Linked DNA regions of Homo sapiens: region 1 is linked to region 2. The links are chromatin loops, found by intact Hi-C in ENCODE. Cell type or tissue: PC-3. All regions are shown on one strand. Each heading gives the region's core, and the rest is flanking DNA. Links, peaks and the distances in the headings are about the cores only. Region 1 overlaps ZMYND11 (zinc finger MYND-type containing 11). Region 2 has its middle 110 kb from the start of DIP2C.

Region 1 (2,922 bases), core at 126-2,625, 560 kb after region 2:
AGCCTACATAAAATATACATACACATTAAACTATATAAAATGTATCCATGTAAATTAACATTCACGTATATAAATAGTGTTGAATTTTGTTTCTTAATCTTTTAAGCCTAAATTTTAAAGTTTTCAATAAATGGTACTGGAAGACCCTGTCACTGTCCTCTTAGAACCATGTCGCTGGTCTCAGGCCACAGTTGGAACAGAAGCTGAGGCTGGTCTGACTGGGCCCTGCCCGGACCTCACTGGTTAGCACTTCAGACTGAATATTCCTCAGGAAGGTAACAATATCTGCTGCCAATCACAGCAGTCCTTACCTTTGCCTCATGTATGTCAAACATGAAAATAAAAGACCTTTTTTTGTTTTGTTTTGAGACAGAATCTCATTTTGTCACCAGGCTGGGGTGCAGTGGCGCAATCTTGGCTCACTGCAACCTCCACCTTCCACGTTCAAGCGATTCTCCTGCCTCAGCCTCCCGAGTAGCTGGGACTACAGGCGTACACCACCACACCCAGCTAATTTTTGTATTTTTAGTAGAGACAGGGTTTCACCATGTTGGCCAGGATGGTCTCGATCTCTTGATCTCGTGATCCGCCCAACTTGGCCTCCCAAAGTGCTGGGATTACAGGCGTGAGCCCCCACGCCCGGCAATAAAAGACATTTAAAGGAAATGGCACAACTAAAATGTAGATAAGAGTGGAATCCTGAAATAAATTAATTTCAGTTATAGAAAGAGTATAACTATTGGGCAATGAATAGTACCTCATGACATGTGTCTTTATATAGCATCCTCGCAATGTCAGCTTGCTCACTGTCTGCTGTAATTAAAAATAGATATTACCTATAAGCAATAGTCTGCAAATACAAGACTCAAAGTTACTATCCTTTTCTTTCAGTTTGCAAAAGTAGACATCTACCATTTCAAACCAAAATGTCCATTTAAAATAACGATAGCAAAATAAAATTACACAGGCAGCTTTTGTTTTCCATCCAATACAACCACTAATTCTCAGGGTATAGAGAATGACCTTACCTTTGGATGATGTGGTACTAGTGGGGAAATGATCAGAATTAATCATAGTGCTTATTAAAAACCTCTCAGCTAAAACAAATACATATAAAACTGTAAAGAGTAATTGTGTTTTCATCATTTAGTATACTATGATTTTGTTTTTGGCCAGTCCATTCTATAATCTATATCACCAGATATTCCTAACCTTATACTCTAAACTTGTAGATCATTAAGGTATTAATTCTTTGAAAGTAATGTTTTATAAAAGATAGTGTTCAACATGGAATGTAAATGGTGTGTTTAAAAATGCATACAAAAAAAACAAAAATATTCAACCTCCATAGAAAATCACGGTATTGTGGAGAAGCAATTGGGCATCAGCTTTGAACTCTTCATAACTTCGGTATTTCCCTTCATTCACTTTCTGCAGAGGGCAAAAAACAGAATGACGAAAAGAGTTACCAGTAAAAATACTTGTCTGGACTAAGTTCACAGGACAAGCAGTCTTTTCTAGGATGACATCAGGATGACTACTGCCATCCCACAGTATTGACAGAGAATGTGTGTAAAAGAAGCCAACAACGCCACCTGCGGTTTTAATAATATAGTATAATGAAGCATGGCAGGTCAGATATCCCGCAGCCACAAAGACACTACATTAATTTATCAGAGTGAACTTTAATGGCTTGAACATCTCATTTGACAATAATGTAGAAAGCTGCTGCTAAGCTTGGTAGTGCACGAATGCTTGGGCCAGTGTGGGCGGTGAGACCCTAAGCACACACCTGTCATTCTTTACAACACAGGAGGATCGAGATTGAAAACAGAACTGTTAGCCTCTGTGACAGTTTACCATAACTACTAAGATATATTTATAGTTCTGAATTGGGGCTAGGAATTGGTTTATAAATAATTTTAAAATAACATCTCAGGTGTCCCTGTCTGTGACAAATCTTAGAGGATTTCAACAGGAAGGAACCTGCATGAGTAAAGGCAGTGGGGAAGAAGGGGCGTCTGGGTTCTTACATATTCTGTAGAGGTCTTACAGTTTAGAAGGGGCTATGGCTGGGGGTAGGAGGTAAAATTAAAACTACTTGGTTTTGTTCCAGGATTTACCAGTTACTTTAAGGGAAAAACCTTCATTTACCCTTATCTTATATTGAAATAATACAGCCACAGTCTTTCTTGGGTACTAAAGAAACTTGTGGCCGGGCGCGGTGGCTCACGCCTGTAATCCCAGCACTTTGGGAGGCCGAGGCGGGCAGATCACGAGGTCAGGAGATCGAGACCATCCTGGCTAAAACGGTGAAACCCCGTCTCTACTAAAAATACAAAAAATTAGGTGGGCGTGGTGTCGGGCGCCTGTAGTCCCAGCTACTCGGGAGGCTGAGGCAGGAGAATGGCGTGAACCCGGGAGGCAGAGCTTGCAGTGAGCCAAGATCACACCACTGCACTCCAGCCTGGGCGACAGAGTGAGACTCCGTCTCAAAAAAAAAAAGAAAAGAAACTTGTAAGATGATTTAAAATTATTCCTGTGGTCTCCCTATAGGCTATAATGACCAAGCGTTAAGATTTTAAATTTCCAACATGACACATGAGGTGCAAAATCAGTAATTCAGTAACCCTGACTGCAAATATGTCTACGTGTTCTACTGGATGTTGTTGCAATTTGTTACTGGACGTGAACAAACTAACAATCCTCAGCTATAGTTGGTAAAATTAAGACCTTTAAGAATAATTAACTTTTCTAATCATAATTTTTTTTGTTCATTTTATTGTTTCCCAAGACGGCAGATCAGTTCTATGCTTTACTTTTTTTTCTGAGAGGAACTCTCAGGTACCACTGCTAAACCTGGAAAACATTCTTTACATCTGAAATGCTAAATTGCCCAGGCTGTAAGGCATTTTCTTAAAT
Region 2 (2,922 bases), core at 186-2,685:
CACCCCACTTCCGGTACCAATTTACTGTATTAGTCTGTTCTCACACTGTTAATTAAGACATACCTGTGACTGGTTAATTTATAGAGGAAAGGAGGTTTAATGGACTTAGAGTTCTACATGGTTGGGGAGGCCTCACAATCATGCCGGAAGGCAAAGGAGGAGCAACAGCACGCTTTACATGGCGGCAGACAAGTGAGCTTGTGCAGGGGAACTGCCCTTTATAAATCCATCAGATCTCTTGAGACTTACTCACTATCATGAGAACAGCATGGGAAAACCCACCCCCGTGATTCAGTTATCTCCCAGCAGGTCACTCCCACAACACGTGGGGATATGGGAGCTGCCATTCAAGAAGAGATATGGGTGGGGACAGAGCCAAACCACATCAGAGATGTTCCCTGGATTTCTTCTATCTGGATGTCTACCTCTCTAGCAAGATTAGGGAAATTTTCTTGAGCTATTCCCTCAATTACATTTTCCAGGTTGTTTACTTTTTCTCCCTTCTCAGGAATGCCAATAATGTGTAGGTTTGGTCACTTTAAGTAATTCTGTGTTTCTTGAAGATTTTGTTCATTAAAAATTTTTTTTCTATATTTTTGTCTGTCTGGGTTAGTTCAAAAGACTGGTCTTCAGGCTCTGAAATTCTTTATTCTGTTTGGCCCAGTCTATTGGTAAAGTTTCAATTGTATTTTGAAATTCCATGAGTGTTTCAATTCCAGAAGCTCTGATTGATTTATTGTTAAGATTTCTTCCTTCATTTCCTGGGTGGCTTTAGAAGTTTCTGTGTGCTAATTTTCAACTCCGTTTTGCATCTTGTCGAGCTCCCTTTGTAGCAGGAAGAGCTGCAGACAAAACCCCTCGAAACACCGAGTTTAGGAAAGAAAGGGCTTTATTTGGCCGGGAGTGTCAGCAGTCTTATTCTCAAAAAACCAAGCTCCCTGAGTGAGCAATTCCTGTCCCTTTTAAGGGCTTACAGTTCTAAAGGGGTCTGTGTGAGAGGGTCGTGATTGATTGAGCAAGCAGTGGGTATGTGACTGGGGCCTGCATGCACCAGTAATCAGAATGGAACAGAACAGGACAGGGATTTTCACGATGCTTTTCCATACAATGTCTGAAATCTATAGATAACACAAGCAGTTAAGTCAGGGGTTGATTTTTAACTACCAGGCCCAGGGCATGGCACCGGGCTGTCTTCTTGTGGATTTCATTTCTGCCTTTTAGTTTTTACTTTTTTCTTTGGAGGCAGAAATTGAGCATAAGACAATATGAGGGTCTCCTCCCTTACCTTGAAATCCATGCCTACATATCTTACCTGTCATTTCTGAGTTTCTGTTTTGGTCAGGGACCATTGCTGGAGAGCTACTGGGATCCTCTGGAGGTGTCCCTACGTTCACATTTTTCATGGCACCAAAATTCTTCTGCTGGCTCATCTGGAGATGCTGGCACTTCTAATTTTTGTAATTATTTTCTTGCAGGTAGGATTTTTCTCTTCTTTCTCCGTAATATTATCTTTTAATCCCTCCCCCACCCCCTGGTAGGGGGCTGTGACTGTTGTGAGTACTAGGTGGGGTCTTTTGGCTTTGCCTCTAGAGCCTTATGCACTTCTGTCGGCAGGTTTTATATCGGGGTGTGCAGTTTGACCCACAAGCCAGTAGATGGTGTGTATGGGTAGGAGTGGCTGTGGCCACTGGGGCTGGGTATATCCTGGATCTTTGTTTACTGGGAGAAGCTTTCTGTTGCCTTAGGCAATGGGCTGATACTTGGAGTGCACAGAGGTCTGAGCTCCCTGCTCAGCCCAGAGGTGGGGTGGGGAGGAGGGGGTTGTAGGGGTGCAGGGCTAGACTGGACGGGTCCACCACCAGGTCCTCCGTTGGCCAGCACAATCACCAGCACCAAGGGAGAACCCAGGGGGCGGCCACTAGGTACACAGAGGTGGGCCCAGGTGTGGAGCTGGGAAACCTTCTCGGCCCCAAGCCTAACTGTGTTCTTAATTTTCAAGGTAATTTTGGCTATTCTAGGTCTTTTGTATTTCCATGTAAGCTTTAGTGGCAGCTTGTCGTTTCCTGCCGGGGTTCTGATCGGGATTGCAGGGAATCTATACACCCACTGGGTAGGACTGATATTGGGTAGGACCGACATTGGGTAGGACTGACATTGCGTAGGACCGACATTGGGTAGGACCGACATTGCGTAGGACCGACATTGCGTAGGACCGACATTGGGTAGGACCGACATTGCGTAGGACCGACATTGGGTAGGACCGACATTGGGTAGGACCGACATTGCGTAGGACCGACATTGGGTAGGACTGACATTGCGTAGGACCGACATTGCCTAGGACCGACATTGCGTAGGACCGACATTGGGTAGGACCGACATTGCGTAGGTCCAACATTGGGTAGGACTGACATTGCGTAGGACCGACATTGCCTAGGACCGACATTGCGTAGGACCGACATTGGGTAGGACCGACATTGCGTAGGACCGACATTGCCTAGGACCGACATTGCGTAGGACCGACATTGGGTAGGACCGACATTGCGTAGGACCGACATTGGGTAGGACCGACATTGGGTAGGACCGACATTGCGTAGGACCGACATTGGGTAGGACTGACATTGCGTAGGACCGACATTGCCTAGGACCGACATTGCGTAGGACCGACATTGGGTAGGACCGACATTGCGTAGGTCCAACATTGGGTAGGACTGACATTGCGTAGGACCGACATTGCCTAGGACCGACATTGCGTAGGACCGACATTGGGTAGGACGGACATCTTGACGGTATTAGGTCCTCTGATTCTCTATTTAGGTCTTAATGTCACTGTTTCACTTAATTTCAGTGTTTGGTAGTCAACATACTCAAGTCTTACACACCTTTTGTTAAATTTATCTGTAGAGATTTCATATTTTGATGTGA

What was found. Hi-C counts contacts between places; a loop is a spot of excess contacts. Peaks named below come from ENCODE experiments on the same cell type or tissue, not always from the same donor. Only the 100,000 strongest peaks of a DNase experiment are listed, where the experiment ranks them.
Region 1: a loop joins it to region 2, with 18 times the contacts of the local background. A loop is called at or near these places in 4 of 110 quality-filtered maps.

What each region holds. Positions count from the first base shown.
Region 1 is chr10:237,947-240,868 of GRCh38, reverse strand. ZMYND11 (zinc finger MYND-type containing 11) reads right to left here. Exons shown (of 15, transcript NM_001370100.5): 7 at 1,344-1,431; 8 at 758-813. Among named protein-coding and RNA genes, the nearest start is that of ZMYND11, 100 kb to the right of the region's middle. In PC-3, for the core only: a CTCF peak has its summit at 1,597; a DNase peak (open chromatin) is centred at 1,548; H3K27ac peaks cover 771 bases.
Region 2 is chr10:793,506-796,427 of GRCh38, reverse strand. No RefSeq gene overlaps it. Among named protein-coding and RNA genes, the nearest start is that of DIP2C, 110 kb to the right of the region's middle. In PC-3, for the core only: a CTCF peak has its summit at 1,652; no DNase peak of the experiment used is centred there.